Linked DNA regions of Mus musculus: all the other regions are linked to region 2. Evidence: chromatin loops called from intact Hi-C (ENCODE). Cell type or tissue: left cerebral cortex. All regions are shown on one strand. Links, peaks and the distances in the headings refer to the core of each region. The heading gives the core; the rest is flanking DNA.

Evidence for each region. Hi-C counts contacts between places; a loop is a spot of excess contacts. Peaks named below come from ENCODE experiments on the same cell type or tissue, not always from the same donor. Only the 100,000 strongest peaks of a DNase experiment are listed, where the experiment ranks them.
Region 1: a loop joins it to region 2, with 2.1 times the contacts of the local background. A loop is called at or near these places in 3 of 42 quality-filtered maps.
Region 3: a loop joins it to region 2, with 4 times the contacts of the local background. A loop is called at or near these places in 13 of 42 quality-filtered maps.
Region 4: a loop joins it to region 2, with 2.7 times the contacts of the local background. A loop is called at or near these places in 3 of 42 quality-filtered maps.

The regions. Positions count from the first base shown.
Region 1 is chr6:40,057,267-40,065,364 of GRCm38, reverse strand. The region is part of intron 2 of Tmem178b (transmembrane protein 178B); the gene reads right to left. Among named protein-coding and RNA genes, the nearest start is that of Tmem178b, 190 kb to the right of the region's middle. In left cerebral cortex, for the core only: no CTCF peak of the experiment used is centred there; a DNase peak (open chromatin) is centred at 3,072; H3K27ac peaks cover 456 bases.
Region 2 is chr6:40,299,220-40,307,317 of GRCm38, reverse strand. No RefSeq gene overlaps it. Among named protein-coding and RNA genes, the nearest start is that of Agk, 22 kb to the left of the region's middle. In left cerebral cortex, for the core only: a CTCF peak has its summit at 3,727 (motif pointing right); DNase peaks (open chromatin) are centred at 3,738 and 4,758.
Region 3 is chr6:40,231,793-40,239,890 of GRCm38, reverse strand. All of the region lies in intron 3 of Tmem178b (transmembrane protein 178B), which reads right to left. Among named protein-coding and RNA genes, the nearest start is that of Agk, 90 kb to the left of the region's middle. In left cerebral cortex, for the core only: CTCF peaks have their summits at 2,850 (motif pointing right) and 3,631 (motif pointing left); DNase peaks (open chromatin) are centred at 2,830, 3,637, 5,278, 5,698 and 1 more place; H3K27ac peaks cover 1,702 bases.
Region 4 is chr6:40,046,449-40,054,546 of GRCm38, reverse strand. All of the region lies in intron 2 of Tmem178b (transmembrane protein 178B), which reads right to left. Among named protein-coding and RNA genes, the nearest start is that of Tmem178b, 180 kb to the right of the region's middle. In left cerebral cortex, for the core only: a CTCF peak has its summit at 4,804 (motif pointing right); DNase peaks (open chromatin) are centred at 2,645, 4,513, 4,811, 5,383 and 1 more place; H3K27ac peaks cover 580 bases.

The DNA.
Region 1 (8,098 bases), core at 969-5,968, 240 kb after region 2:
TGGATCCAGCTCACCATAGCAGTTCTCCTGCACAGCCATTGTTTTGTCTTCAGTAAGTCAATAACTGCCTTTTTGTTTTCAATAACCATTTTTTTCAATTCCTGCCATTAGCCCCCTCTTGGTTTAACACATGGGGTGGTTTAGGGACACTCGCAATAAGCTCGCCCATGCTCAAGACAAGGATCTCTATATGTTTTCTTTCCTTAAAACAAGAAAGATTTATTTTTATGTGTTTGAGTGTTTTCCTATATGTATGTGTGCACATCACATGCATTTCTGCAGAAGCCAGAAGAAGGTGTTGGATATCTTAGAACTAGAGTTATAGATGGTTTTGTGAGCTGCCATGTAGGTATGGGAATTGAACCCAGGTCTTCTGCAAGAGCACCCAATGCTCTTAACTACTAAGCCATCTCTCCAGCACCTGGTCTTAGATATTTTCCAGTGTTAATATCATTAGGGCCCCACAGAAAATTTTCTGGAAAGAAATAGAAATCTCTCAGACAATTATCTTTACTATATGACATGCCAAAAGCAGAAGGTTTAAACAAAAGTACGTGGACTGGAGATGGTGGCTCAGCAATTAAGAACACTGGCTACTTTTCTAAAGATCCTGAATTCAATTCCCAGCAACCACATGGTGGCTCACCACCATCTGTAATGGGATTTAATTTCCCATTCTAATATGCATACATACACACATACACACACACACACACACACACACACACACACACACACACACATATGTCAGCCAGAAGAAAAACAAATAGCAATGTAGAATGTATCCAAGAGAAAGTGCACCCCCTCACTACAAGAATCAGGGTGGGAAACTTAGAGAGGGAAATCTGAATTGCGAGTTCCATATACCACTGGTGTATGGCAAAGGGCCAAGCAGCCAGATCTCACCCTGCCTAGAGCACATTGTCTGAAATGGTGAAGACAGGGGCAAAAAAAAGCACACAACAAGAGGAGTCGATTGGTTTACTTTTATAGCTGAGGAGCACCTGGGAGGTATGGTCAAAGTATTATCTGCCTCTTGCTGTTAACCAGCTAATGGCCAAGGCACTCAGGAATGAACTAAGCCCAAGCCTGGATCTTGGGTCATGCCAACTCTGCCCATGCCCAGTTGTCATCCTTGAACCAGTTTGGTGACCAGTTAGGCTCCATGTTCCTTAGTAACAAAACAAGCACACTGACAGCCCCTCCCTTGTAAACTGTAAGGGTTGGATGAGCTCATTCTTGGAGTATACATACCACAGGGTCAGGTGCCATCCAAGTGTGCAATACTCCACACCTGTAATTAGAATGATGTTATTTGGGGCTGTTATTAGATGGCTCAGCCGTTAGGAACACCAGCTGCTCTTCCAGAGATCCTGAGTTCAATTCCCAGCAACCACATGGTGGCTCACAACCATCTATAATGGGATCTGATGCCCTCTTCTGATGTGTCTGAAGACATTGACAGTATACCCATATACATAAACTAAATTTAAAAAGAGAGAGAGAGAGTGATGTTTTATGTCCTTCTTCATCTCTGTGCAGGTGGGAGGAAGAACAAACTCTGAGATGGTCTGAAAATCTGCTGTCTACTCTTCCCACATTGTCAAACTTACACTGACTTCACATACTAGGCTATGCCTTGATTACAATTCTATATGCCTTTGGGTTTACATTCACAAGTAAGTTTGAATTTCACTAGCATGTCTCTCCAGGGACTCATACTGAGTCAATACCTCTTATCCGATAAGGCCTAAATTGGTGTTGTAAACTACCATTTGGACTCTGTAACAGAATTGCTAATGGGGTAATAATTAACAAATTCCCTAATTATTCTCCTCTCTTCCAGATTTATCAGGCATTGCATCTTAGGAGTTGTCTTTTACCTTCAGGAATGTGGGGGTGAAAGTAATGGGCAAAGTGGATAAAAAAGTAGAGCCCCCGAGCACTACAGACAAGTTGTTTAATTCTACAATTTGCTCTTCGCGGTTGAATGAGATCGCAGCTCCTTCCTTGCCATGCTCTCGTCAACCAAAGCCATCCGAGCCTCCCATCCATGGCGGAACTTTTAAAATTATTCAGTTTAAGGGTAAGGCTGAAAGGGCCTCACAATTAGCACACCTAGGGGGTTACTTTTAAGATACCAAACAGTCTCCTTTGAATGTTCTGGTGTTTCTCTGGCCACTCTACCCGAGTCGACCACCATGTCCCATGTTTTCTTGTACTTCTAAATACCTCCATTTTCCTTATGATAAGGTCTTGCTCTGTCACTCAGACTGGCCTTGAACTCACAATTCAGCCTTTTCTGCCTTCACAGTGTTGGCGTGGTAGATGTATGCCACTAAATCCAGCTTAAAGGACTCTTCTGATAGTTCTTCACACCCAGCCGCCCCCGCCTCCCCAGCATTGCCGTCATCACAAACAAACGGGTCCCCTTATCAACGCTAAGCCTCTTCCAATGCAGTTTCTATTCCACCAGCAAAGGGGTCATTCTAAGAAAGCAAAGCCCGTCCCACTGCCCTAAACCCTAACATCCTGTGTGTTTTCACCTACTAAACTCTGAGACAATGCCATGCATACCCAACTCTACTCTTGATTTACCCCCACCAGGTTTCCCCACTCCATTTTCTATGACTATCTCACGCTCTCATTCAGCATGCCTGAATTTGTGCATGCGCAGTTTCCTTTGCCATGAGCACTACGATCCCTTTACCTGCTGAAGAATTCAGACCCATTGTCGAAGCCTCAACTCCAGAGTCATTCCCAAGCACACAGCGGTCATGGAAGCCATCATGGGATCCATTACATCTCGGGGGGTGGGGGGACGGCATTTGTGCTCTTGGGCATGGGGACCACACCCCACTACACTTTGTGGTCCGCCATCAAGCATTGCAGTTCTGGGCCCCTTGAAGGTAGCTGGGGCTTGTTAGCTGCTCCATATTCAACCAGAGACTTGATAAATGACGATTAGAGAAGATCGACAAGTATTCCTTCCCTAAGATATTTTTAAGCCCTGGAGAAGAAAAGATGGCAAAACACATGTCTGCTCACGTGAGTGGCACTCTGCAAGGCTTTCAGGAAGCGAGAGAACCTGTGGGTCTAACTGATGGCATCAGAAGAACAAGCCTGTCCCTGAGGCGCTATTTAAATTCCACTCCGTGATTTTCTTTTTAATTCATTTTTATTCCAGGTGCAGCCCTGCAGCTATTTTAAACCCGAGACTTAAAATAAAGTAATACTAATAGCTGGAGTTATCACAGGCTCCTGCAGTAACAGTGCACCTTGAATCTGGTGGGGTGTGTGTGTGTGTGTGTGTGTGTGTGAGGGAGCCATACACAGAGCTTTGACAAACTGCAGTATCCCTTTCCTTTTCCTGGGAGAAGGTGGAGAGCGAACAAAACAGGGGCTCCATCATCAAAAGATTGTGCTTCCCTAAGCAAAAGCATTCACTCCTCCATGCCCTGAAATAGTTCACTTTGTACATTTAACTGTTCCTTTTCAAGATGTGCAGTCTGAAGGGAGGTTGGGCGGGTGGGGAGGGGAGATGAGACTGCTGGGCAGGAGAGCAGAAAGCACCAAGCTGGACGTACTTTGCCCCAGGACAGCCAGCTGACAAACTGTGAGTCACCTGAGGCCCAAGGGACTGGTGTGCCAATGCAAAATCCAGGTCCCATCCAGACCCCCAGGGCCTGAAAGAAAGAAGTGCCCTTTGAGTGCATGACTGGGGGAAAGAGACTCTTGGCTCAGGAAAACCCGCCTAGGAAATGGAGCACTGTGATGCCCAGGGGCACAGGCTGCCCCTGACCTGTTTGTGTCAGCAAGAGCCCAGCTTGTTTCTTTCAACTCATTAATGAAACAAAGTCATGCTTTAATTACTGGCCTGAGCCAGTAGGGAGTCCACAGTATTAATGGAGCAACAGACAGAGACCAGCTCCAAGCTGGAATGCTGGCATCCATTGCTTGCCTTCCTTGTTCTTAGAAGGGTATTGACCTCTCCCATGTGGGCTGGGGAACCCTTTCTCCTCTTGTCCCTTACAAACAGACAGCACACATCTGAAAGGCCAACCAGCACTGTCTCCTCTGAATGCAGGCAAGGATGTAAAAGGAAGGAGGGTTATTGGTAATCAGAACCTAGCCCCTAGGATGGAAAGACTATGGCAAAGTGGTGAGCAGGCCCCAGCCCCGCCTCCTGAGATGAGCTTGTGAAAACCAAGTTCTCCCAAGTTGAGTCTCTGCTACATACAACCGAGGGCCTTGGGCATTAGGTCAGGGCCTGACCTAAGTGAGCATGGAGTCTATCTGAAGGTTTTGGCTTTGAGCATCCAAGAAAGGAATCAGATGAGAGATGAGAGCAAAGCCATCAAGGTTGCATGGGAAGGCCCCAGAGGCTTCAGAAATGGCTATTCAGGAAGAGACACCATACTACTTACTCACAGCTGGCTTCCTCAGAAGCAGCCTGGGAGATTTTCAGCTGGGAGATGGATTGTGGGTACACTAACAATGCAGTACTGCAGTGAGGCTCAGTGCAGCCTCCCCTTCCCTAGAGCTTGTCAGACACTGCCTTTGTGGGCATTTCCGTCTACACAGGAGGAAAGTGGCCAGTTCTCTCTTGACTCCCCATGGTATTCTAAGGTATACTCCGTAGGCTCCCGTTTACAATCTATAGCAGCCTTTCGGTCAGAAAAGGAATCTCACATTGTTTCCCAAGTTCTAAGTTTGCACAGGCCTTCAAATTCTGACAGACAACAGCTAGCCACTCCTCCCACGAGTGACACCAGTTTTAAAAAATACAGTTCAACCCATTACCACCCCACTATTATTGAGCATCCTCATAAAGAAGAAAGCCGGAAGCCACCTGAAAGATACGATCACAGAATGAAGGGTTCTAGGCTACTGTTTCCAATTCTCCTCCTGCTTTGCTTTCCCCTCTCTTTGGTTTGGACCAAGGGAAATTTCTTCACCAGCCATGTTCAACATGCCTCACAACAGACAAGTGGCCTTGCACTTAGATGGGAGCTTCCTAGAATTCCTAGGATGGGAGAGGGCAGAGGAAACTTTAGCTGTCAAGGAACAGTTCTGAGATACTCACACTTTAGATATTCTCGGACCAGACTGTGCTGAGGCAGGAGCCCAGCCTACAGTGATGTTATCACAATCTACAAGACCATGACATGCCCATAAGTTTACTTGCATCTGGTTTTATTTCATTCTCATCAAAGTCTGTTATATAGATGAGGAAGTTAACATTTTGGATCACTCTCAGTCTAGAAGTCATAAAGAGTTTTCCTTCTTGAGGGCCTGTGATGGTTGGCTTTAATATACTTAACATAGCCTAGAAGCACAGGGAAGACAGTCTCAATCAGGTATTTTCTACATTGAGCTGCCCAGTGTGGAGTTGTCTTGATTATGTTAATTGATATGGAAGACGCCATCCACAGTAGGTAGCACCAAGTCCTAAGCAGGCAGTCCTAAACTGGGTGAGAATAGAAAAACTGAGCTAAGCACAAGCAAGCAAATAAGCTTGCATGCATCCATTTCTCTCTGCTAATGATTATGGATATGAGTAGCTACTTCAGGCTCCTGCTACTGTGACTCTCTTTATATGATGGACTATAAACCTGGAACTATAAACCAAACCCTTTCTCTCCTACGTTGCTTCTTGTCAGGGTAATTCATCACAGCAACAGAAATGAAACTTGGACAGGGTCCATCCCTCATCCGGCCTCTTGTTGGTGTCCAATTTCCAGCCCTTTCCAGCTATGTGACTGTTCCCAAATTCTCTGGGCTCACTGGATTGTTCATTATGTTTCTACAAGGACATCAAGCATTTAAATCCCCAACATACTTCCCAGTACCCATGCTTCACAGCACTTGAGCGATCTCAGTGGATGAACAGTTCTTTGTCCCACATATTTTTCAGATTCTGCACTTCCCTGGTCATGCCTCTTGAGAGGTCCCGAGGTCTTTTAAAGTGCCTTCCAGAGTGTCACACTCAGAATTGTGTGCCAACCAGGTGCCAAGGCCCCTTTGACATGCCCTGGCTACCCAGCCTTCATCCTGAAGCTTGAAATTGCTTGTGTTTGTTTGGAGGAAGTCATTTAACACTGCCAAATTCTATGAGGTGGAAGTCAAGGAAGTTCTTAGATGTTCCAAACTCTCAGTCTGTTGATTGGTCCCTTAAACCTAAGAACAACTGTGGTGTTTTAGTTCTATCTTATTATATATTGTTAGCCTAAAGAGTCGGTTTCTTCTTTCCAGCCCATTTCTTCTCTTACCTGAATCACCCTATCTTCCTACCTTGTCTTTCCAAGCATATTATAAGGTGTTTAAGATTACATAGTACAGATTTTTGCATTAAAAATCAATGTAATTGGTTAACGACGAATATTTCCGTGCATACTTAATAAGCATGTGTTGGGTCATCCAGCTTTTTTTTTTTAATCATAATATCCCCTTGCTCAAGGCATGCAACTACTAAAGATTCATGACAATATTCCCAGGGCCACTGCCTGAAGACTTGCACCCACTGTCTTTCCTACCCACAAATCAAAGCCCTAAGTCTTACTTGTCTCCATAAAGTTTACTAAATGTCCACAAGGCCACTTCTGACCTCCCTGTGTAGCCTTTCATCATAACATCTGCCTCTTCACACTGGCCTGCTTCCATGAGTCTGCATACTCCACATATAAGACAATATCCAGAGTCCCTCAGGGAGTATTCATGCAATCAAAACAGACAAAGAGTCATTGATTACTTCAAAATAGTAATCTTACTCAAAAGATTTGTCAGGGAACATATTTCTATAAAGGACCATCTTAGTATCTTTGAAATGGGGTTTGATTGGTGAACATTCAACTGTCCATTGTAGAAAGAGAAGGCTCTGACCATCAAAGACGAACAAAGATGTCCCCTGCAGCAATGCTCTGGCACACATGAGCCCATGGTGCTCAGGAGCACTTTGCCATTGACTGAATGACAATGAACTCTATACAACCCATAACTATATAAGAAGTGCTCTGCCTGGGTTTTATATATCATGGTTTTCCCATGAACCTTATAATGAAGAAACTATATATCTAGAAGAGACCTTGACAGTGTTATTCACGTCATAGGCAAGGAAAATTAAGCTCAGCAGAGAGGCTCACAGCTACAAATGTGTCTCAACTCACAATGTATCAATTCCAAACACTTTATTTTACATTGAAAATATTCTAAGTCGAAAATGCATTTAAATACCTAGGCCACTAAACATCACAGTTTAACCTAGAACATTTTAAGTGTTCAGAACCTGTTAGCCCACAAGCAATCATCTAACACAGGGTCTATTTTATAACGAAGTGTTGAATAGTTGATGCAATTTATTGAATACTGTGATGCATGTGATAAACAGAATAGTTATGTGGCATGACTCTGCACAGTCACCAAGCTGAAAACAAATCACATTGAATCACTCAAAGGTGGGTCCTATTTGGCAAAACCAACTTGAACACCCTTTTGTGGGGGCTGAAGGTATCACCCCACCTTCCTTTATAAGGCTCAAAAGATTCTCACAGATTCTATTTCACCAGAGAGGGTAGACAGCACCTTTTATCTGAACCTCCTGTATATCACTGAGGGTTCCTCCATGGTACTCAGCATTCCACTACAGGAAAGTAACCCGGATGCCTCATTATGCAAATTAGTAAAAATTTCATCCCTGCCTTTACTTACATACTTGCTGATTTAAGGTCTCTTTGTTGGGGAGAAAGTCTTCTTGGGATGCTTTGGGATCCCTAGAGTGACACTGGACAAGGACAATTTTGGCAATACTGTTAGCATGCCTATAATTGGAACTAATGAGAGAGTAAAAACATATGCTCTCTGTAGTCATAATTACTGCTCAATTTACTGAAATTGTATCTCTTTAGATGGTTTATAATAATTACTGTACTATTATTTGTAGAATGCTCTGTTTGGGGTCTTGAATGATGTCTTAGGTCAGTATCTCATTTCTACCTTAATGTAACTTTTTAAATGCCTCAATATTACCTATTATAGCCCAAGAAGCCAAGGGTTTGGGGAAAGTGTTGTTTGTGTAGTAGTTTTATATTTAATTGACAAA
Region 2 (8,098 bases), core at 1,035-6,034:
CTGTGTATACAATCAAGTCATTTGCGTGAGAGTGATACTGGGGACAGAAAAGAAGCCTGATGTTAGAGTCCCAGAAGATGAGCTTTAGCCACATGTAGTCTTAGAGCCCAGCGGTACTACAGTGAGAAAGAAAGTTCCTCAGCATGGCCACACTGGGAGGGAAGGAGGGACCAGCTTCCTAAGCCCCATCCTGGAGGGACTGGCTTCCTAAGCCCCATCCTGGAGGGACTGGCTTCCTAAGCCCCATCCTGGAGGGACTGGCTTCCTAAGCCCCATCCTGGAGGGACCAGCTTCCTAAGCCCCATCCTGGATGGACCGGCTTCCTAAGCCCCATCCTGGAGGGACCGGCTTCCTAAGCCCTGCCCTGGAGTCACTGAGAAGACTTAGAGGATTCTATAGAGAAAATACAACAAGGGAAACAAAATTATGCCTAGTCAAGACTCTGTGATCATATTGCTCACTCACTCATTATTTCCTCCGATCCCATGAGGCCCTGTTGGTGTCTTTTGTCTGCAGATGCCAGAGGGACCAATTCCATTCTCATTATAAGAGGATCTGTCTACTCTACAAGCTTCACAGTTGCAGGAACCTGAGATAGCTGAGGAGAAGTGACTCAGACAGAGATCATGCAAGAGGGACAAAATGGAGTCAGCTGGGATAGTAACTGGCCTCCCTCTGTGTCCTTGTCCTGTAAGGGTGACACAGAGGGAGCCCAGTCACTATCCCAGCTGTGCCCTTACCCTTACAGAATCTCTCCTTACTGAGGCACATCTACCACTTATAATCTTAATGCACGTATCTATTTTCACTTCTCTATCTCACCATGACAATATTAAGTAGAATTGGTAAGAGCGACTATTGTTGTCTAGTTCTTGATATAAGAATAAAAGCACCCAGAATTTTACCACTGAGTGAGCCTAACAATGCACTATTCAGAGATGCTCTTCATGTTCAGTAAGTCATCTATATCTTCTAATTTTGAAGTGATTATGAATTGTTGTTCATCCCCTCCCCACCCCCACCTGTGTTTCCTATGCCAGGCTTAGGACTGGAATGTTAATCAAAGCATCATAGGCTGTCATCTATTCCTGATGAAAAGCATGTGAGCACAATGCCTTGGGTTCAGTACTCAGCACTACCACTAGCCTGTATACACACACAGATACACACACACACCTACCTACACACACAGACACACACACACACCTACACACACACATCTACATACACACACACCTACACACACACACATCTACATATACACACACACCTACCTACAGACACAGACACACACACACCTACATACATACATACACACACACACCTACACACACACATCTACATATACACACACACCTACCTACAGACACACACACACACCTACATACACACACACACACACACACACACACATCTACATACACACACACATACCTACTCATACACAGATAACTACACAGAGACACACAGACATACAGATACACACACACACACACACACACACACACACACCTTTACTGAGCTCATGCTGGTTCTGGTAGCACTAAAGTCCAAACAATTTCTTACTAATAGCACCAGCATCTTGTGATAGGCCCCTGTGGCTGAATCACAACATGGCAGAGAAATGGAAGAGAAAAGAGTTCCTGGCAGAAAAGGCATGTGTGTGAGCAAGGAAGCAAGGTGATGCTGAGGTGCTAGGCTCCCTTTTAAACAACTTGATTCCATGGGAACTAATTCACTCCTTGCAGAAATTTAACTCATTCCTGAAAGGCAGCATTAATATATTTATGAGGGTAGAAACACATACTTAATTACCTTGATTTTAGCCCTGCCTCTGAAAGAGTTCCCCACCACACCACCACTAAGCTGTGGTACCAAGATTTAAGCCATATTCCAATGACAGAGCACTGACTCCACTGGCTTAGGGTGGATGACACAGGGAAACACAACTGACAAGTCTGCTGTGCTCTCACACACTCTTAGGTACCATTCCTTCCAAATCTCATTGTAAGCATCTTGAATTGTCCAGTTCAAGGCTGCTTAGTCCAGCAACAAAGCCTCAGAGCCCACAGAACTATTTTGGCAAGTGTGTGGAAGTCTTACTTCAGAAGATTGTATGTTTGTTCAATTAACACTCCACCTTTCAGAGTCTGCACCTCTCCAGTAAGACTCCAGCACACTACCTTGTAGGCCAGCATTCTTTGCAGTATTTTTTTTTTTTATAGAGGACTATTTCAGAGGAAAGTTAGCACACACACACACACACACACACACACACACACACACACACACACACCAGTAATTGCAGCAGCATAACTACCACCACCAGCAGCAACAGCAATAATTTCATGAGCTTGAGGACCATGAGACTAAATCCATGCTTTCTTTTAGAACTCAGTGTAAGTCTGCTATGCAGGTGAGCATGGTGAATTTGCAAAAGGAAGTCTGGTACAGTATATAGTGTTCTATGTACTGTTAAAATTGAGAGTAATACAGACACATTGACTGTATTGGACTGATGCAGTACAATAAAAATACTACTAGACTTTAAGACAGGAAACATAGATTTAATTTTCAGCTTCTTCCTTTAATGTACAACCCTGAGGGTGCCATTTAAAATTCCTGAGTCTGTTTCTTCATCGGTATAAACATAACATTCCAATTAAACAAATCAGTAGATGTCAAATCACCTAGTCTGCATCTGTAGCCAAATAAATACAAGTTCCCCCTTTTAATTCCAAGCCAGATGTTTGTTAAAGTAGATTTTGAATATCCTTTATTAATAGTACAATTAACATAATTATAATCCACTAGCAATCACTCACCAAAATTAAAAATATATGGGGGGGCCAGAGAGATGTCTCAGCAGTTAAGAACACTTACTGCTCTTGCAGAGGACCCAGGTCCAGATCCCAGCACCCATATAGAGCTCACAATCATCTGCCACTCTGACCTCTGAGGGATCCTGCATGCATGCATACATGCCTTCAGCACACAAGCATTCACATCAGATAAAAATTTAAAAAATTTTTTCAAAAAAAGATATAGAAGTGGAGATAAACTTCTGCAGGAAATAAAGAAGACAAGAGTCACCATTATAGATATTTTATGTATGCTTAACAAGTATAATAAACTTCCCTTCACATTATAGGAACTGTCTGAAGGACAGTGACCCAAACCTTCGGAAGAACAGTTTCTGGATTCAGACTAGAATAAAGCTGACTGACCCATCCTTAGACTATCAAAGCCATTTTGGCAAAGCCCAACAACTCTGCAAGGGAAAGGGCTTCTCTGAAGTAGTACTGCCAAAAAGCCAAAGACACTTCACGAAGTTGGGGCTCCTGTCTAATTTACTGGACATTTGGCCTTGGCCATTTCATGAAGGCTTATATTCTGGGTCAGATTCTCTTTCCGACTTCTCGGCTCTTCATTGCCTTTGCATAGATTGAACGTTTGATCTTGGCCTCGCTGTCCAAAATTGCTCATGTCCAAAATTCCACAACGATTTGTACACATATAAAATCCTGCTGCTAATTGTGCGTGTAATTGCTGAGATTAAGTTGTGTGACTTCAAATTCTCTGACATTAATCCTAAAGCTCTCGATTTGTTCATTACCACAGAGTCTCTTATCTTGCACCTTAAGAGGAAAGCTTTAATCCTTGCAGCTTTAAACCAAGACATTTGGGTTCCCTCTGTGAAGCAGCCCGATTGAGAAGCATATCACGAGGTGGCGCTAAAGATCCGGCAGTAGTAGATGACTAGAGGACAGACTGCCCAAGTATTTTCCTGTGTTAACCAGCACCAGTCTAGTTTTGTTGCAGGAGATCTTGGGGAAAGGTTTGGATTGAGTCTGATGCAAACAGTCCTTCTACAAGAGCTCAGCACCTAGTTAAACATAGCTTGAGCTTTGCAGCAGCAGCTCCAACTTCTTTACAAGATCTGTGACCCATTATTCTGCCCACTCATCCGTTTCCCTCATTCCCTGAATATGGGGACCTAGCTTTTCTTCTTCACTCACTTATGTGGGTATCTGCAGGATGGAATTTTGTGGCGTCCATACAGTCAAGAGATACAGGACTTTAATTATTATTATTTTTCTTAACCTCTGATTAGTAGGAAGCTCAGATATCATGGAGTAGGGGGTGTGCTCAGGCCCTGTACTTGGGAAACAGGCAGCTGGCCTGTGCTTCAATAAGAAGACATTAGGAGAATGTTGTGACTCTTGTATTCATGGCCAATCCACAATCTATCTTCTACAAATGCATACTATCTGCATCCATAATCCACCGTCTATAAATACACACTATTTGTAACCACAGTCAACTCTCTACCAATACACACTATCTGTATCCACAATCCACCCTCTATCAATACGCTCTATCTGCATCCATGATCCATCGTTTGTCCATACACTCTATCTGTATCCATGATTCATCTTCTACCAATACACACTATCTGCATCTACAATCTATCTTCTACCAATACTCACTATCTGCATCCACAATCCATCTTCTACCAATATACACTATCTTCAAGAAGCCTTGTGCTGTCTCTGTCCATTCCTTCACACCAAGGTTCCCCTTTACCCTAGTTTTATCTCTGACACAGTTCTTGGACATTTCTTTTAATCTAATTCTAAGGCAATAGAGTCTTTGGTTATTTTTTCCAAGCAAAATCTTTTGTGAATGCATTTCTAAATTGGAATGTTAATCAGCAACAAAATGAAATGAATGGGAGTTGAGGAGGTGGCTTCGTCAGTGCTTGTCATGTGTTTCAGTTGGGGTTGCTGTTGCTGTGATAGAACACCATGATGAAATCAACTTGGGAAGAAATGGCTATGCTTCAACATCACAGTTCATCATCAAAGGAAGTCAGGACAGGAACTCAAGCAGGGCAGGAACCTGGAGGCAGGAGCCGAGGGTGAGACCATGGAGGGATGTTGCTTACTGCCCTGTTCATCATGGTTACCTCAACCTGCTTTCTTATAGGACCCAGAACCATCAGCCCAGGGATGGCATCACCTGAAATGGGCTGGAATACGCCCCCCCCCCAACACACACACAACAATCATTAATTAAGAAAATGCTCCACAGGCTTGCCTATAATGTGATCTTATGGAGGCATTTCTCCATCATGTTTCCCTCTTCTCAGATGACTGTAGCTTGTGTCAAATTGACATAAAACTAGCCAGCGCACCATGCAAGCATGAGACCTAACTTTGGGTCCCAAGCACCCATGTAAAAAAACTGAGCATGTTGGTGTGCACCTCCAATTCTAGTGCTGAAGATGTAGAGACAGGAGACTATCTGGAGCTTGATGGCCAGCTATCGTTGATGAGTCAGTGAGTTCCCGGTGCAGTGAGAAATGCTGACTCAGAAAGGAAGATGGAGAGTGATAGAAAGGATCCAAGGATCCACCATCCACCTCTGGCCTCCACAGGTGCTTAGACACATATGTGCAAATACACACACACACACACACACACACACGCATGTATGCATGCATACATGCACACATATGCACACACACATGAACATGTAGACATGCATGTATGCATACACACACATATGCAATGCATTGTGCATGCACACATGCACATGCCCATACATGCATATACATGCATGCACGCACACATACAAACACAGTCACACATACATGCAAACTGGCATGTATGAATGCATGCACACATTGAAGTAACACCAGAGACTGTTTTTCTTTTTCTTTATCGAGCTAGCAATAAAGAGGCAAGGGGAATATTAAATGGGTATTCTAAATGAAGTAGTCAATCTGAAAAGGCTCCATTTTGCATGATTCTATTTGACATTCTGAAAAAAGAAGACTATGGAGACAGTATGGTAAGATGATCAGTGAAAGAAGAGGAGATAAGTGAAAGACAGGGGGTTTCTAGGGCAGTGAACTATTCTGTATGTTACAGATTTACCAAAACCCATGGCAACTACAACGCAAAGAACGAGCCCTGCTGTAAACTATGGGCTTTGGGCAACAAAAGTATGTCAACCCTGGCAGACAATTACAACAAACTGATGCAAGAAGTTACCAATGGGGGAACTGGTGAGTTGATAGATAGGTGTTCTCAGTATATTTTTGCCTTATATTATGGTAAATATAAAACTGATAAAAATAGACTAACTACCCAAACAACACTACCAACAGGGGTCCAAGCTGAGCCCATGGGGGACATTTCTCACTCCTCATAAGCGACCACAACTCACAAAGTAAGAGCAGCACACCCAGACACACACATGTGAGGAGAAGATGCCTTGTCACGAGGAAGCAGACACTGAAGTCATGTTTCTACAAACTGAGAAAGGCCAAGAAAGCTTGAAGGGGTGTGGCCCTGCTGGAAGCCTTGGCTTTGCCTTCTAGCCTATAGCACTTCAACGGAAGTTCCTACTGTTAGCCACACATCTGTGGTTTCTTAGGGCAACAGGGTGGAGAGATACAGTCCTCATCTTACCACACTCTCACTCGGGAGACCATAGCAATCCCCGTATTTAAGAACCAATTACCAATAGCCTATACTGTAAAGCCATGTTAGGCAAACTGGTTCAATGCAGCCCACTTAGCAAAGAAACCAGATCTTACTTTTTTCACACTCACTTCTCCATGTCCAGAAATCAGACTCTGTTTTCCCTTATTCTATAGATGATGGTGTTGGAGAGGGGAATGTGTGGTTTCAATGGCCACAAAAACAAGGAGAAAAGCAAGTTAACTTCTTGTGTTTGAGTCTCTGGAGACCATGATACAGACTTCCAGGGCTTTCCACAGACCTTTTCTAAATGTTTATGCTTTGGCCTTATGTGCTGACTTATAGATTAACCCTAAGGTCAGATGAGTCTCTCAAATATCCCTAGGCCCCCTGCTATGCTGTGTGTATTTTCACTTGGACTTGGATGTGAATGTCTTATATAAGGCATCTTCTCACATGTCTCCTACACTGTTCTAAAACTATCTCTTGGGACTAGAGGGATAGCTCAGTGGTTAAGAGCACTGGCTGTTCTTCCAGAGGATCGGGGTTCAATTCCCAGCACCCACATGTCAGACCACCACCATCTTTAACTCCAGTTCCAGGTATCTGATTCCCTTACTGGTTTCCATGGGTACCAAATACAATCATGCAGGCAAAACACCCATGCACACAGAATAAAAACTTGGAAAAAGAAAAAGCAGTCTCTGATATTTCCTCTCTATTCAGTTTCTCCCTATGTTTAGTGCTACAATAGCGACATAGACATTGTGTTTCCCCTCAGGGGAGTTCACTGGAAATAGCCTCATAGTGATCTCTACTCGCATTTGCCTCCATAGTATCTATTCACCATATAACAGCAGGTGTGATCTTGGTATGCTGCACAATATACTAAAAATACCTCCTCAAAGCCCTTAGAGTTATCCCTGGGACCCTTACTGGGCTTGCAAGCTCTGGAGCCCTCTCCTGGCCTGCTCTCCTACTGGGTGCTGTGTCACCCTCCCTCTGACGTCCTGCTATCCAGTCCTCTTGGCTTTTGTTCCTTCCGCGTATGTCTGACTCTTTCCTAAGGAATTCAGTAGGTCGATGGGAGCAGAGGCAAATGGGTGGTTCCTAAAGATACTTGGAAAAGATGGAACCTTGTCTCAAAATGTACTTTTTCCTAAGCATGGGACACCGTTTAGAAGATAGGGAGGAGAGTAGACACAGAGAGAAGAGATGGTGAAAAGAACACAACAGGACCTATTCTCCTGGTGACAAGACTGGGCCAGTGGAGGGAAGGCCCCTCGATGGCCATCCCTAACTGATTTAAGCACACACTCCCTCGGCTTTGGTGTCAAATGCTGAGATCCTTTTACTTAATTTGAAGTTCCACTTTTACTTATATGAGAGATAAGATATGGGGATGTGTTGATGTCTTAGTAACTATACACGAGAAGAGAACTGTGTGGTTTAAATGTGAAATGAGCACAGATGTCAGCACTCTTTGGAGAAGGTGCACCACCTTTTATTCAAGGGTGGGAGATGTCAGCCTGGCTGGAAGAAATGGGTCCATGGGAGCTGGGCTTGATGGTTGGGCCTACCTTGGGTTCTGCAATGTCTCTGCTGTC
Region 3 (8,098 bases), core at 1,516-6,515, 68 kb after region 2:
TTTTAAGATGTGAGCTCTCATCTTAATGTTCCCACTGTCATGCCTGCCTGCTGCCAGGCTTCCCCACAGTGATGGTGATGGTCTCTTATCCCTCTCGGAACAGAAGCCCAAATAGAGCCTCCCTCCTCTAAGTTGCCTCCGTCATGGTGCTTGATCAAGCAATAGGAAGGTAACTAAGGCAGGATAGATTGGGTTTTTGATAATATTATGCACACACAGTACAGTATGAAGCACCATCCCACAGTGGGGTTAAGTTCAAATCCGACCTGCCTTTGGGTCATTCTGGACACTAGGAATCATGGATCGACCATGCGACGGAGAATCCTGAGATGGAGATGTAAACCAGGTCAGCACCTTCCATACTGAATCTCTGGCAGTGTCAGAGGTCACATAGGACTTCATAAAAACTTTAGAAAACAGAGGTATTCGTCCTCAGTGGCTTCACCATCCTCTTCACTAAACAAATGAAGGACTTTGGGAGACAAGCTGTGGGAGGGAAGATCCACACCGTGGGAGAAAGATGCCAGGACATACATGGGAGACCTCAGAAATGAGTCTGTATTCCACTTACTCTAAAGGAAAAACAGAGTATACTGCAGACTTTGTCCTTCAACTCCCTGTGAGCACTTAGTGAGAGGCAAGCCGGGAGTCAAGAAAGGCAATTGGGATTCCAATGGCAATCGAGTATTGGTTATAGCAAAACAGTGAAGGACAAAGTCCCCACCCTCAATGCACCCTTCCCTTTGGGGTGGAGCTCTCTCTGCACTGCTGATACCTAGTGCCTACAAGTGTAGCCTGCCGAATACAAATTCAGGCAGCAGCTGCAGAGGGTGAGGATGGGGTCTACATGGTTGCTAAGCAACATCAAGTCCTGGGGAAAGGAGTGGCTTTGCCATGGTGGGTGGGGTAGGGGTAGTTGCTGGGCAGTGGGCTTCATAGAACCAGAACAGCCAATCAACAACATTTGTTTGTCTTTTGTTTGGACCAATTACTGTACTAGATGTTGATGAGAGAAAAGGGAGAATAAGATATGACCCCTGCTCTAAAGGGTCTTTAATTAAAATGAAAGTAAAAAGCAACTTATGATGTAATGGAGATATAAGCCATGCATGAATGAAAAACCAAGAATAAAGCAAACATAACACCAGACAGGGGACTGAGGGAATTGGGCTTGTTGTCATCAGTTCTGAGCCTTTGGTTCCTTCTGAGAAATCAAAGAGCTGAAGCAGAGACTAAATGTTTCCTCTCTGGGGAACTTGGTGTAGCAGGGTCCAGTGGATTGTAAACACCCAGAGTGGAGTGGGTAGAGCAACTTCAATGTAGACGGTGGTACTGGATGAGGAGTGTTTCCGGGGGAAGCAGGGGGCAAGCCTGGTCAGGAACCCTGGTCCCGGGGCTTCATGTCTAATAGAGAGCAAAGTGCTAGATACCCAATACACCTCTCAGCTGTAAGGTGCTCAATGCTACCACCCAAGCCTGGGTTCCATGTTATATCAACTCCCATAATAGACCACTGGCATTTTGACTTCTACTTCTGCCCTATATAAGAACCAATGAAAACGTAAAACTAGCCAAATTATGTTATGTCTATCCTGTTAAAAAACCTTCAACAGCATCTAGCAATGCAACCTAGACTTCTTTTCTCCATGAGGAGAATCCCAAGTGGATTCTGTTCACCTACCAGAGTAATTGTCTGGCTTTGACCACACAGTCCTACATTTGAGCTATGCTAAAAAGTGTGCTGTGATTTTAAACTAGAGAAGCATGCTTCACAATTGGGCCCTTGCATGGGATTTGTTGCCCAAGATGGCCCTGAGTTTCTGGTTGTCAATTCATATGTCATCCAGAGAGACAGAAAGAGACAGAGACAGAGAGAGAGAGATCTCGTCCCTGTCTTCATGTAAGTAGCACCTGCTCTAATGGTTTTCAAATAGTTTCATGTGTAGATGTTTTTAGAACTGCCACTAGGAAAGAGGGGAGAAGCGTGAGAGACACCCAGACCTTTCTCCTCTGTTTGAGCAGAAGAGCTCTGCTTCGATCTGTTTCCATGACAAATTTCACTGGGAGAAAGCATTCCAAGACGAACGCCAGTTAAAGACCACCGACATGCTTTAGGTGTGCCGCCGCATGGGCCATCCTTGAGACAGCAAAGTCCAATGGCTGCTCTATTAATGACAAGCCCATACATTTGGCAGAAATGTCTCACAGTCTCAACCCTCCTGCCTGCTGGCCCTGCAAGAAGTCTCTGACTTCTCAACACAGTCTCTAGGCAGCCAGCCATAGCCAGTCAGTCCCAGCTGGTAGGAATGAGAAATAAAACCTAATTAGCCTCTTGGTGCCAGGATTCTTGCTGCTCCGGGCTCAGAGTTCAGGAGTCCAGTTAGAATCAGATATGGTGCCATTCCAAGAAGCTACGCTGAGAGTTTACACTAACAAGACCTGCTGGCATGCAGACGGTGCCAACCCGCAGACCCATACTGTCTGATGCCCCTATTTGTAAACTCTACCTGCAGGCAGGAAGCCACAGCCCAGGAGAGCAACTGGCGGTATGTCTGAGTGCTACCGTGGCTGACTCGCCCACAGCGCCTACTCCCTCTCTTGTCTATCTCAGAGTTCTTCCAGGAAGCACACATCTAACGCCACTTTGCAGCTACCCACCCTGTGCTGCATGCTCCTGTCTCTGAGCCCTGTCAATGCCTGGCTACCAAAAGGACAATCTAGTTCAGGGTTCAAAAACTGTTGATCTAAATGATGCCCTTTAGTCCAATAAGGGCAAAGGAGGATATGGGAGGGGGCGAGTTGCCTGCGTGTTTGTCTATGCACCAAGTATATGCAGTTCCCACAGCAGCCAGAAGAGGGCACAAGATCTCCCAGGACTGGAGTTACAGAAGGTTCTGAGCTGCCAAGTGGATGCTGGGGGATCGAACATCAGTCCTCTGGAAGAATTTCCTGCCCAAATTCCCAACTCCTGTTCTTACTTCAAATCCGTTTCCCCCTTCACCTCCTTCCCATTACTACCATCTCCAGTTAATGTTTCTGGCTGCCTTATCTAGAATCGGGCTTTCTCTCTCGCTAGCTGACAGCCTCCTCCTGTTTAGATACCTCTGGGTTTCCAAGCTGCCCTGAAGCCAGATGTTCGTGTGCTTTCCTAGCTATTTCCTGCAGTCTTCCCAGGTGTGTCAGCTTTCACTTGTTTTCACCTTGCAGGTTCCTGCTTTCCCTCTTGGACTACATCACACACTCTGGCAACAAACTGCTCTTCTCTGGCCAGAAATTGCCCTAATACATGACTGAGCTCTCCCATCCCAGGAACATGGCATGTTCCTCTGGGAAAACAGAGAGCTCAGTGCTACTCCTACACTATCGTGCGCACATTTTCACCCAAAACTCAACTGCTGGAAAGGGAATCCCTAAACTAGTATGTAAGTATATTTAAAGGTGGAGCTGCAGGAAGAGTAATTAGAATCAGATAAGTGGCGTTCTCGTGAAAAGAAGAGGCTGGAGAGATGGCGCAGCAGCTAAGAGCACCTGGTTACTCTTCTAGCAGACTGGTGTTCAATGCCCAGCATCCAGCATCCACGGCAGCTCAGAACTTTCTGTAACTCCAGTCCCAGATCTGGTGCCCTCTTGTGGTCGCTGTGGGAACTGCAAATACTTGGTGCACAGACATAGAAAGCAGGCAAAATCCTCCTACACACAGATATAAAATGTCTAAAAACAATTTTTAAAAAGAAAGAGGAAAAGTAAGTTGAATAAGCAGCTTTGCTCTGGCCAGATGATGTCTTCCACCCTGCTGTGATGCAGAAAAGGGAGGCCTCACCAAAGGCTGGTGCCACAGTTTTGGACTTGGCAGCCTCCTGAATCATGAGTCAAATAAGCACTCAGTTTGAGGAAGTTATACGTTTCACTTTACAGCGTACGCACATCTGGAGAAATGCATCATTATGCAATAGTAGCTGCAAGAATACCACGAAAGTGTATGGGAACAGGAGAAAGGAATTTCTCAGTTTCAGTCTGATCTTTTAGCTTCAGTGTCATGCACCTGGCCTATTGCTGACTACAAAATCAATATGAAGCTGCATTAGTTAACATTCCTCGTTGCTATAGAAGGATGTCTGGCAAAAACAACCTAAGGAAGGTAGGTTTTACTTGGGCTTATAGTTTTGACACCCAGTTCATCATAGCAGGGTAGGCATGGTAGAAGGTATATAAGGCAGCTAGGCTTACTATAGTCTTAGTCAAGAAGGGGGAGGGGGAGAAAGATACTGGTGTCCATCTGGCTTTTAATCCAGTCAAGAATCCCAGTTCAGGGGCTGGCGAAATGGCTCAGCGGGTAAGAGCACTACTGACTGCTCTCCCAAAGGTCCTGAGTTCAAATCCCAGCAACCACGTGGTGGCTCACAAACACCCGTAAAATGTATAATAATAAATAAATCTTTAAAAAAAAAAAACCCAGTCCATAGAAAAATGGTGCCAACATTTCCAGTGTGGCCAACTGTCCCAGATGTCCTAGGAGTTATAGGATGGAGTACCTAGGGTGTGAGACTTTCTGTACCAACACCAAGAAGCCCTAAGCAGACTGACTAGCCACACTTTCTACTGAAATTTTCAGGGTAGTGTTATCTACTCTGGAGGCAAGAGGCAGACCGTAGTGACTGCATCATGGAAGTACCATGCCTCAGTCAGGACAACACGGAAACACAGATCTGTGGAATGTGTTGCCAATGTTAAGAAATTCCCATCTGGAGACTGCATTGTTTTGGAACAGGTATCTCTTTTGTTGCCCTGAAATGTTACCAAGAGCACTTAGCCAGCAGCCCAATAATACTTCCATCTCATCCCGGTACCGCGGGATAAGACCATGGTCAGTAAGCATGATATAACATTTTTCAAGCTGGCAGGCACAACCATAGTGTTAACTCCTCACTCAGGCCACTTCTGAACATGAATTGTAGGTGCATAAGGCCAACAAAATGGTGTCGCCTCTGTGTTAGCTGCTGTTAGCCTACAGAGCAAAGGGAGGGGATCACATGTGGTCCCACACCCCTTAAGGATGCTCAGAGAAGCCATGGCAGTAATGCCACAGCAATGGACCCTGTGGAGAAATAGCATCAAAATGTAGGCCTTGGGCTAGGCAACAGGAATGCTCTTACTAATTCAAGAAGCCATCTCCTAGGAAACCGAGGCCCAGGGTTCTTACAAGAATCCAGATCAGTTACATATTGTGTACACAGGCATTTCCCCAAATATCTATTTCTTGTGTGACCAAGATGTGCCCAAAACCTCACTGGCATGTAATTTCTCCAGCTTTCTAGAGCTAAAGATCCATCTGTGTGACATTTTTCTGCTCCCAGGAATGAGGGATGACGTCTTTGTGTCCCCAGCCCTGGCCTGTTTCCCTTGTTCCTGTGAGGGAGAAGGCCTCTGCTGCTGCAGAAATGCCCTTGTAGGCATGCAGGATGGGGTGCCTGAGAGGCAGCCTGTTCCCTAAGATCACCCCTCAGTCCCCATTTGATCTTTAAAACTTTAGAGGTGCAAATCAGCAAAGGGGGGGGGGAGGGAGGATCCCTCCTCCAGCACTGAGCATTCATTCCGGGAAGCTGAGGAACACTGGATCCCTCCTTGCCTGAGATTAAACGCCCCAGCAGCATTCAGCTCTCGAGAACACTTTTATAGCTATGCTCAGACCTGCAAGGAATATAAATTACGGTTGAATTATACACCATTGCATCATCAGCCATCAACAGGCAGGTCACAGGGTTTTACATCAAAGGTGCCTTTGGGACTTGCTGGGATGAGGCAAGAGATGTTGGACGTGTTTGGGAAGGGAGCGTGCGGCAAGGAGAGGAGACCTGCGTTGCCTCTTCTGCAAGCCGTGAAAATCGTCCAGGCTGAGACACTGCCAGGAGCAGAACCCAGAAACACCCAGGACAGGATTTCTCTTTTTATTCCCGAGGCTATATCTTTATATTACAAGGCTGTTCTGTATCCCAGCATGTTTATGCTACAGTAGTGCAGCATTCCAAGTCAAGCAGCTATAATAACTGGGTCATTCATAGACTGGCATCAATTCTAGAGAGAATAGAGTTGGCCACTTGTTTTGATTTTTTGTTTTGTTTTGTTTTGTTTTTCGAGACAGGGTTTCTCTGTGGAGTCCTGGCTGTCCTGGAACTCACTCTGTAGACCAGGCTGTCCTCGAACTCAGAAATCCACCTGCCTCTGCCTCCCAAGGACTGGGATTAAAGGTGTGTGCCATCACTACCTGGCTAAAAATTTTTATTTGATGTATATACATGTTTTTTTCCTGCATGTATGCACGTATATACCATGTGTGCTGGGACTGGCAGAGCCCAAATTGCAAATCAGATTTTCTGTAACTGAAATTATAGGTGTTTGTGGGCTGCCACATGGGTGCTGGGAACCGAACCTAGATAATCTGCAGGGGCAGTAAGCACTTTTAACTGCTAATCTGTTTCTCCAGGTCCCACGTGGCTTTGAAAAAATATTTTGTTTGTATAACTGGCCCATCCAGACTGCCTCTGCACACACACACACACACACACACACACACACACACACTCACACACATGTGCGTGCACCAAAAATGCCTGTTTCTAGACTTGATGGCCATCCCATAGCTAGGACAGACACAAAATGTACCCATTTGAAAGGATCACTGGTTGGAGTGCTGAGTTCCTTGTAACCCCCTCTCACCTGTGTTGCCTGTGCTCATACCTGCCCAAATACATAGATGCTGTTACAAACTCGCTGGCCCTGGTGGCACTTACACTAAAGTCACCCTTTAAGCACTTGTGAAAACATCTAGCGGGGTGATCAAAGGTAGAGGGATGAGCTGAGCATTTCCTTACAATGAGAAATGGCCAAGGTCGAAGGGTCGTTGCCAGGATTCAGACCTTTCCATCTGCTACCCAGAGTCCCTGAAGTTACATCCTAAGGGGCTTTTCCTCCAGTGCACCTTACACAAGATAACCCACAGTTCTTCTGAACCCCAAAAGCTTCCACTATCTCAAACAGGCAACTCAACAACCACCTAGAAGCTGCCTCTGGGTTTAGTTTGTGTCCAGCTGGATTGAGGTTTTCGAGGGCCAGGTAGTGGAGGTGTGTCCTGGATTATACACAAGGGGGTTTCAACCTATGGAGTTTTCATTTCATATATTTCTATATTTTACTTTTTTAATGTAGATCTTGAAACTTAAGAGGAAAATGAAATGGATATGTACCTGATCCACCTAGTCTCTGGAATGCCACTTAAACCATGATTTTATTGCAGAGGTGTTTGTGAATCTCCATCTGTTGGAGTTTCTCTCCTCTCTCCTCTCTTCTCTCTCCTCTCTTCTCTCTCCTCTCTCCTCTCTCCTCTCTCCTCTCTCCTCTCTCTCCTCTCTCTCCTCTCTCTCTTCTCTCTCCTCTCTCTCTTCTCTCTCCTCTCTCTCTTCTCTCTCCTCTCTCTCCTCTCTCTCCTCTCTCTCCTCTCTCTCCTCTCTCTCCTCTCTTCTCTCTCTCCTCTCTCCTCTCTCTCCTCTCTCCTCTCTCTCTCTCTCTCTCTCTCTCTCTCTCTCTGTGTGTGTGTTGTGCATGCAGGAACTCACACACCCATGCCTGAACTATACCTACTTGTGATTCAATTGGTACCTTGGGTTTCAGGAAGCATTTTTTTTAGTTTTTCAGAAATTCTGCATCAGAATAATACCTTCTCCGCAGGATTATTTTGAAGAGCGATAATAATACATGTGAAAAAGCTTAGAGAAGTTAAAATTGCTTTCTATATGTAAGGTATAATATTAGAAATGGAAAGCCTTTAGTGAGGCGGGAGGAAAATGGTTCTTGAGGGCAGGCAGGAACTGCAGCGGCTGTTTCTATCTGTCAGCAAGTTCATTCTCTGTGGCCTCAGCCCAGGGTAAATGCCAACCCAGAGCAACTGCTCTCAACAGAAACCAGGGGAACTATACTCAGGGCACTAGATTCTGTGCTTATTTCCAAATCAGGGACCCTAAACTCCACTGACTTTCTTGGAAAAGAATTTGTCTTTGAATCCCTATGGGTCACCATCTCTTGAGGGGTCACGGGTCAACACTGG
Region 4 (8,098 bases), core at 1,694-6,693, 250 kb after region 2:
AACTTAAAGAAGAAAAATATATTTTAGTTCATGGTTTCAAACGTTCAGTCCATGATGGTTTGTATCATGGAAGGTCAGAAAGCAGGAATTGAGACAGCCAGAAGCCATGGATAATATACTCATAAAGACTTTCCCCTCCCTTCCTCTTCTCTCCCCTTCCCTCCCTCCCCCTCCCCTCCCCTCAGTGGCCTAATTGTTCCTGCTAGGTCCTCTTAAAGCATCCCAAAATAATACCACTCACAGGATCCCGAGCATTAAAAATCTGAGCCTGTGGGCTACATTTCATGTTCAATCCATACCAGAGCCTTAGGGAACAAAGACTCCTGTGGTGTGGCTACCTGGTGGCTGGAACAGATATCCACCATGTAGAAGATAGTATAGCAAAAATGCCTGGAAGAACCAGGAGCCTCAAGGAGACATGGGGCTGGGGACTAAAGGGCAGTCCAGGGAAGCTCAGCTTGCATGGTTGACAAGGCTGAGAAGCCAACACATGGTACCTTTTCCGTCTTTATAAATGATTTTATGTGCATAGGTGTTTTTCATGTCTATGAAGGCCCTGCATGCAGTGCTTGTAGAGGCCAGAAGAGTACAATATATTCACTGGAACTGGAGGTACAGACACTTGTAACTCCACTTGTAGCTGTCACAGGGGTGCAGTGAATTGAACACAGGTCCACTGTTAGCAGTCGGTGCTCTGACCACTGAACCATCTCCCCAGCTCCCCAGCTCCAGAACCTTCTGTTCTGACAAGAGACATTCTTACCAAGGACATGGTGGCATCAGAATCACAGGCAACAAGAGCTCTGGCTTTGGTTTCTAGAAGGCTTGTCAAGAGAATTTATCCTCATTTGCACCGTTTTGATTAAGCTTCAACTTGAATCGTGCAGTGTTTTTGAAAAAATCCCTTATTTTGACTAGAAATGAAACTTCAACTGAGTTTGGCAACAATCTCAACCCAAAAAATTGTTCAGAGTAGCAGAGCAATTCCTGAGGACACTTGACAAACAACAGTGATGTTAAAAGATGGATAAGTGGTACTGTTGCCACACTACATGAGTCTTTAGGCTCAAGAGAGAAAAAAAATCTCTTGGATCTTCTTTCTAAGCCTGTATCCTAACAACCAGAGCATAGGAGTTGAATCTGGTGTTCCTGGATCTATGGGCTGATGTGAGTGTATCTGGGCTAGAAGCAGGCGCTGCCCAAGCTGTTCCTACAGATAGAGGAGGCTGAAGCAAGGGCTTCTTGACGTCTTTACTCCCGTAGACTCTAAGGCTACATGATTCACAGAACGTCAAGCCCCAGCCCACACTAAGCAAAAGGCATAAAGTCATCTATATCTAAAGGAATCTGTCTAGGAATGCCATAAATGTCTAGTCAGTTGCTGTGTTTCACATTGGTCACAAATGAGAAAGACAAGCCATTTAATTCTGCAGCTCCGTATAAACAGAGAAGCTTGGGAGACTGGATAGAAATGGGGTAAATGCATTGTACTTCCTTATACGGGACAGCGTTGGTTTTCAGGGTGAATGTGGAGAATCCTTGCTAAAGTAGTTGCTAAGTCTGGAAGCTGGCTAGATCTGAGGGGGAGATGGTAGTCAGTCTGGCACCTCTTTCATTCCCAATTACAGGGTGGGAAATAGGGGCTCAGAGCATGAGCAGGCCCCATGGAGAAGCTTGATCCAGTCAGCAATACACCATGAATTAAATATAAGGATATCCCAAATGCCAAAGCTAGAGTGTAGTGGGAGTGCCAGCAAAGCCTGAGGCACAGAAGGCCCAGCTATGGGCTCTGTAACTGCTCCAAGCAGCTCTGCATATGAGCTTGGCTCTTAGCTTGATGCTTCCTTCACGTCAGGACATCAACAGGTTGCCTACTTCAAGGACTGTGCCTTGAAGATGCTGGCTGAAGCCAAGGACAACTTTTTAAAGTCATCTTTTAAATAACAAAGGAAATATCCAAATAACATATCAGAGGTTCAGGCTTACCATTGTGTCCATCATGGTGACTGGAAGCAGATTTGAAAAGATACTGAAGTCAGGGAGGCCTAGGTGTGAATCCTGGTTTTGCTATCTGCAATCCTTTGGGGTTTTGTTGGCCTGATCTAAAGCTAAAATCTTTCGATGTATAGAGTTCAGCTAAGAGTACCAACCCCATTAGTGATATTCATACAATTAAATGTGATGATGGTGGTGAATAATTCAAGACTGCCTGTCACAGAGAAGGACTCTACAGACAGCAGTCTATTATTTAAGATTATAATAACCATTACTATTGATATGTTCAAAAACATAATCCACTTCATCCCGTGTCCTTTGATAACTCTAATGCCTAAATGAATGTATGCAAAAGAAAAAAAAACTTTATTAGCTTCAGAGGAAGTTATTTCTAATCTAACATACCCTGCCTTTTTGGCAAAACCAGCTCCAGTCTTGAAGGTTAAGAGATATTTATCCTTGATTTAACACCCACGTGACAGACAAAATGAAAGGATAAAATCACAACCTAAAATAGTACTTCATTTACCCATAAACCTACTGGCTTTCATGCCTCCTGCTCCATTCATCCACAATCCTCAAGTGTACTTCCTCACAGAAGGCCCCCTTCCTTTGCCAACTACAGCTTTTCCCCCCACCTCCCCCATTGTGGTTCTCTCACCTCCGCCATAACCAACTGTCTCACACACAGCTCCAGAACACCTCAGCTTAACTGAAGATGTCTGCAGTTGGCAAAGGAGTCTCAAAGAAGAAAGACACAGACAATCAGAGAGAAGCTGTATGATAAAGAATCAACCTCTCCCAGGATGAGAGGACACATCTATGCCCAAGAAGGAGACCCTTCATGGGAATGCCTCTGCATTCTGAGGACCTTGGGTCATACCCATTGATTTAGAGTCGGAACTTTAGATATTGTCCTGTCAGATCAAGCTCTAAAAGGGCTAGAGACTAGGATAACGCTTGCCTATAGGACAGAGTCCCCCTCCTGACACAAAAGGGAAAAAAAGATACCAAGGGACATGCAGGCCTCTCTCATTGGCATTACTCTCTATGTATGTCATGGTATACTGATGCTGTGACAGGGTGGCTTTCTATTCCTCCAAAAGGGAAGAAACTAAAGGCTCCTAGAGGCTCCAAATTTAGAATCTCCTGAGCTCTTCTCGATGTATCTCACACCTGGAGAGAGTTTTTTCTATATTCTTCAGCTGTAATAAACTAAAACCATGAGTATATTAGACTTAAGTCATGCTGTGAGCCTTTCAAGGGAATTATGGAAAATAATAGTGATTCCTGGGGAGGCTTGATCTTGCTGCTGCTGTCTGGGGTCTGTTCCTCTCGCACTACAGAAGCCACTGAGAGACCCTGCTGATGGTCTCCATTATGCACTAAGTGTCCAGGACCCTGAATTACCACATCCTTGGCTCATGTCCTGCCATCACAGGTGAGCCCTAAAGCCTAAACATTACCCTACACCCACTCGTCTTAGTGGTGTCACAACAGCTGGCACTACAAATGAATGTATTCAGATGGAACTTCTCTCACCCCAGCCTTTTAATATCCTTCCACCTCTAAAGGTAACACAGGGAAGGCCCTGCCTCCAGGTCACTCAGGTGTTTTTAAGCCTTGCATAATCACAGGGTAGTAGTGAAGAAGGGCTATCATGGGCTATCACGTGGGAGATTGTTCCTGGGAAACTGCTAGTATGTCCATGGGTCTCACTTGCCTGAACAACGTGATAGTCCCATTCTACTTAGCCTGAACCTCAATCCCAGGAATAGCATTATGCAGACAGGAGGACAAGGGAAAAGAGGAGCCAAAGGTCAGTAAGAAGGCCGTGATAGTGTCCAGGTTCTTCTGGAATTGTGTTCCTTTGAGGACATTCTTCCCCAGGATCATCAGCCCCCTCTAAACACACACACACACACACACACACACACACACACACACACACAGAGAGAGAGAGAGAGAGAGAGAGAGAGAGAGAGAGAGAGAGAGAGAGAGAGAAAGCGCACTCCCTTTCCCCTACTATTTGCAGCGGTTCCATGTTACCAATAACTAGAAAGCCAAGAGATACATTCTTAAGTCAAAAAGAGGGCGGCGGGGGGGGGGGGGGGACAGGAAGAACAAACATCAGCATTTGAATATCAATGAAAACAGAAAATCCCCCCCCCAAAAAAATCATGAAGAAAGAAAAATGTATTTAGGTGGCAATGAGCAGTGTGAACCGATGCTGGCTGGATGCTGTATTAGATCTGAACTAGCCACACATCTTTCTTTGTTAACCTTGCATCCCAAACAACTGCCCAAGAATGCCAAATAGGATGGAGGGAACACACTGGACCACATATGCTGAAAATGAAGAAGTTTCAGGGCTATATCAGTCACTTAAGCCTAATATTTGGATTTCCTTTAAATTGCATTGTCGTCCACGGCTATTCAGGCTGAGTTGCTTAGACAGTAAATTCCAGTTCTAGCTGCCATTTCACATTATGCTAATGTATGTGAGAAGCTGTCTCCCTGGATACCGCAGCAAATTGCTAGCTGAATCATAGAAATGCTGTCAACTTTTTTTTTCAAGTTTTCCTTTTTTTTTTTTTTTTTTGCTTTGCCATTGTGTGTAGTCAAGAGAAACCAAGAGAGACAGGGAGAGATGTTTCCCCCCCATTGGATTGATTTTTGCTTCTTGAAGAAAAAGCTATAGATTCCTCTAGTATTTCTAAAGCAATCACATGCATGCCTCCATTTTATTTGAAGTCATTTCTTTGCCCAAATGTCTGTGTCGGTTTCAGAAAATCAGCACCAAGAGCCAGCAGAGGGAGAAAGAGAGCACCTGATGTGATTTCTCTACAGTATCTACTTAAAACCAGAGCCGAGCATGTGGGCATTTGCTGAACCCCAAGAGAAGTATGCAAATCCAATGGATTCACTAGGTGAGACTGTTTGTTTTTCTCTGCGTGTGTGTTTTTAAGGTGGCTTGAAGCTCTGGTGTCGGTACAAAACAGCCTTTGGCTTGCAAACTGATTCCAGTTTGGGTATTACTACCCTCTCTCCTTGGACGACCCCTGTGCTGGGTATGGTTCCTTTGTCTGTACAGTAGGGGAGGGAAATGGATGCACTCGGAGCTAGCTCCCTTGAGGTTCCCGCAGCCTAAGTCTCTAAGGCTCTCCTCCAGCTTCTGCAGCATGTGAGACTAAAGACAACAATACCTTAAGTTGGAATCAGAGGCTAAAAGCCTACTGCGGTTTCTTCCAGGTTTAAAGGGCTAAAATTCTGTGAAGGTTGCCGCTCAAAACAGGCCATTTCTGCTGTTAGGTTGACAGAAGAGAGAAGAGTAGAAAGGCAGGTTGTACACTGAGCCTGCATCTCCAGCACTCGTGTCTGCTCTGGGTATGGTAGGAATTGGAGAACCTGGCAGAGAGCCTAGGACAGGTCAGGAGCTCCCCTCACTATGAAAGTCATGATGGCAATCACATTCATTCCCGGCTCCCAGGCACTTTTTCAGTTTGAGATGTGCCACCCCCACCCCACATCCTAATGTATTAGCTGCAGAGCCCTGTATGACTGGCCATGCCTGTGCTTGGGATTTCCATCCATATCCATCCATAGGTCTCTGTCTAGGCTGACCTATTTCCCACCACCAGAAGTTCTACCAACACACCATCTGCCACTTTCCCTGCAAACAATGGCTCTGACTTCTACCTGTTAAGTCTTAACACTCACCTAGAATTCCAGCAGGGCATTAGGACGCAATCAAGAGCCCGAACCTGTGGTGCTGCCCAGTTTACAGCCGCAGGGAAAAGCAGGACTGTGGCCTAACAAGACCAAACATAACCTTGCCTCCCCTCCTAGAACGGTTGACACTGATTGCCAACTTGACAGGTTCTAGAATCGCCTAGGAGGAGACAAGTTCTGGGCATGTTTGTGAAGGCATTTGTAGATTGAGCTCATTGAGCCCCACAATGAGTGTGGACAGCCCCTGCCCTAGGGCAGGAATATTAGAATAGAAAGGAGACCCCGGCATAGTGTCACAAGAGACAGCTACATCTGGGTCCTTTCAATAAAATCTTGCTAGTGTATGCAATGGTGTCAGCGTTTGGATGCTGATTATGGGGTGGATCCCTGGATATGGCAGTCTCTACATGGTCCATCCTTTCATCTCAGCTCCAAACTTTGTCTCAGTAACTCCTTCCATGGGTGTTTTGTTCCCAATTCTAAGGAGGGGCATAGTGTCCACACTTCAGTCTTCATTCTTCTTGAGTTTCATGTGTTTAGCAAATTGTATCTTATATCTTGGGTATCCTAGGTTTGGGGCTAATATCCACTTATCAGTGAGTGCATATTGTGTGAGTTCCTTTGTGAATGTGTTACCTCACTCAGGATGATGCCCTCCAGGTCCATCCATTTGGCTAGGAATTTCATAAATTCATTCTTTTTAATAGCTGAGTAGTACTCCATTGTGTAGATGTACCACATTTTCTGTATCCATTCCTCTGTTGAGGGGCATCTGGGTTCTTTCCAGCTTCTGCCTATTATAAATAAGGCTGCTATGAACATAGTGGAGCATGTGTCCTTCTTACCAGTTGGGGCATCTTCTGGATATATGCCCAGGAGAGGTATTGCTGGATCCTCCGGTAGTACTATGTCCAATTTTCTGAGGAACCGCCAGACTGATTTCCAGAGTGGTTGTACAAGCTTGCAATCCCACCAACAATGGAGGAGCGTTCCTCTTTCTCCACATCCACGCCAGCATCTGCTGTCTCCTGAATTTTTGATCTTAGCCATTCTGACTGGTGTGAGGTGGAATCTCAGGGTTGTTTTGATTTGCATTTCCCTGATGATTAAGGATGTTGAACATTTTTTCAGGTGCTTCTCTGCCATTCGGTATTCCTCAGGTGAGAATTCTTTGTTCAGGTCTGAGCCCCATTTTTAATGGGGTTATTTGATTTTCTGAAGTCCACCTTCTTGAGTTCTTTATATATGTTGGATATTAGTCCCCTATCCGGGGCCTAGCAAACACAGAAGTGGATGCTCACAGTCAGCTAATGGATGGATCACAGGGCTCCCAATGGAGGAGCTAGAGAAAGTAGCCAAGGAGCTAAAGGGATCTGCAACCCTATAGATGGAACAACATTATGAACTAACCAGTACCCCGGAGCTCTTGACTCTAGCTGCATATGTATCAAAAGATGGCCTAGTCGGCCATCACTGGAAAGAGAGGCCCATTGGACACGCAAACTTTATATGCCCCAGTACAGGGGAACGCCAGGGCCAAAGAGAGGGAGTGGGTGGGTAGGGGAGTGGGGGTGGGTGGGTATGGGGGACTTTTGGTATAGCATTGGAAATGTAAATGATCTAAATACCTAATAAAAAATGGAAAAAAAAAAAAGAAAGGAGAAAGTGAGCTGAGCACTGGGACCTTCTCTCTGCTTCTTGACTGTGCTGCTGATGCTGGGCACTCCACTGCATCACTGCTGCGCCTTGCTTTCCCTGCCGAGAGGCTTCCCATCTTCTTCAACTGTGAGCCCAAGCAACTCCTTCCTTCCTCAGGGATTTTGTGAAAGCAACGGGTGAAGTAATTAAAACACCTCCCCCTTTGAAACAAGGCATAAAGATTAAACGTTTGAAACGTGTGCCATTTGCGCTGGAGCTGTGCTTGAGCGGTAGAACATATGCCTAGTGTGGGCACAGCCCTAGGCTTGGTCTCTAGCCCTGACAAATAAAACACAACTCCATGTCATAAGCAAAATAGTTATTTTTAAAAATAGATTTGTTCCATCCACTTATCACTACAAGCAATGGGATCATTAAATATGGGTTTCGTTGTAAAATCAAGAATATACTAGATTTGAGAATTCATAATTCTTTTCAACGGCTAAGGCTGAGCTAGGGTTAGCATTTATCTTATTACAAAATGGCCTTCTTTTAAGTTTAATAAATCCAAAAGCTTTCTTCCCATAAAGCTTATATGATCTTTTATTAAATGTTTTAAGCTTAGTATCTACAAGACTTTTGTAATTGTTCAATAGAAAGTCTCTCCTAAGAATGAAGTTACATCTGTAGGGCTACCTCAATGTGGTACCATTTAGGTGTAAAAGTTTTTGAA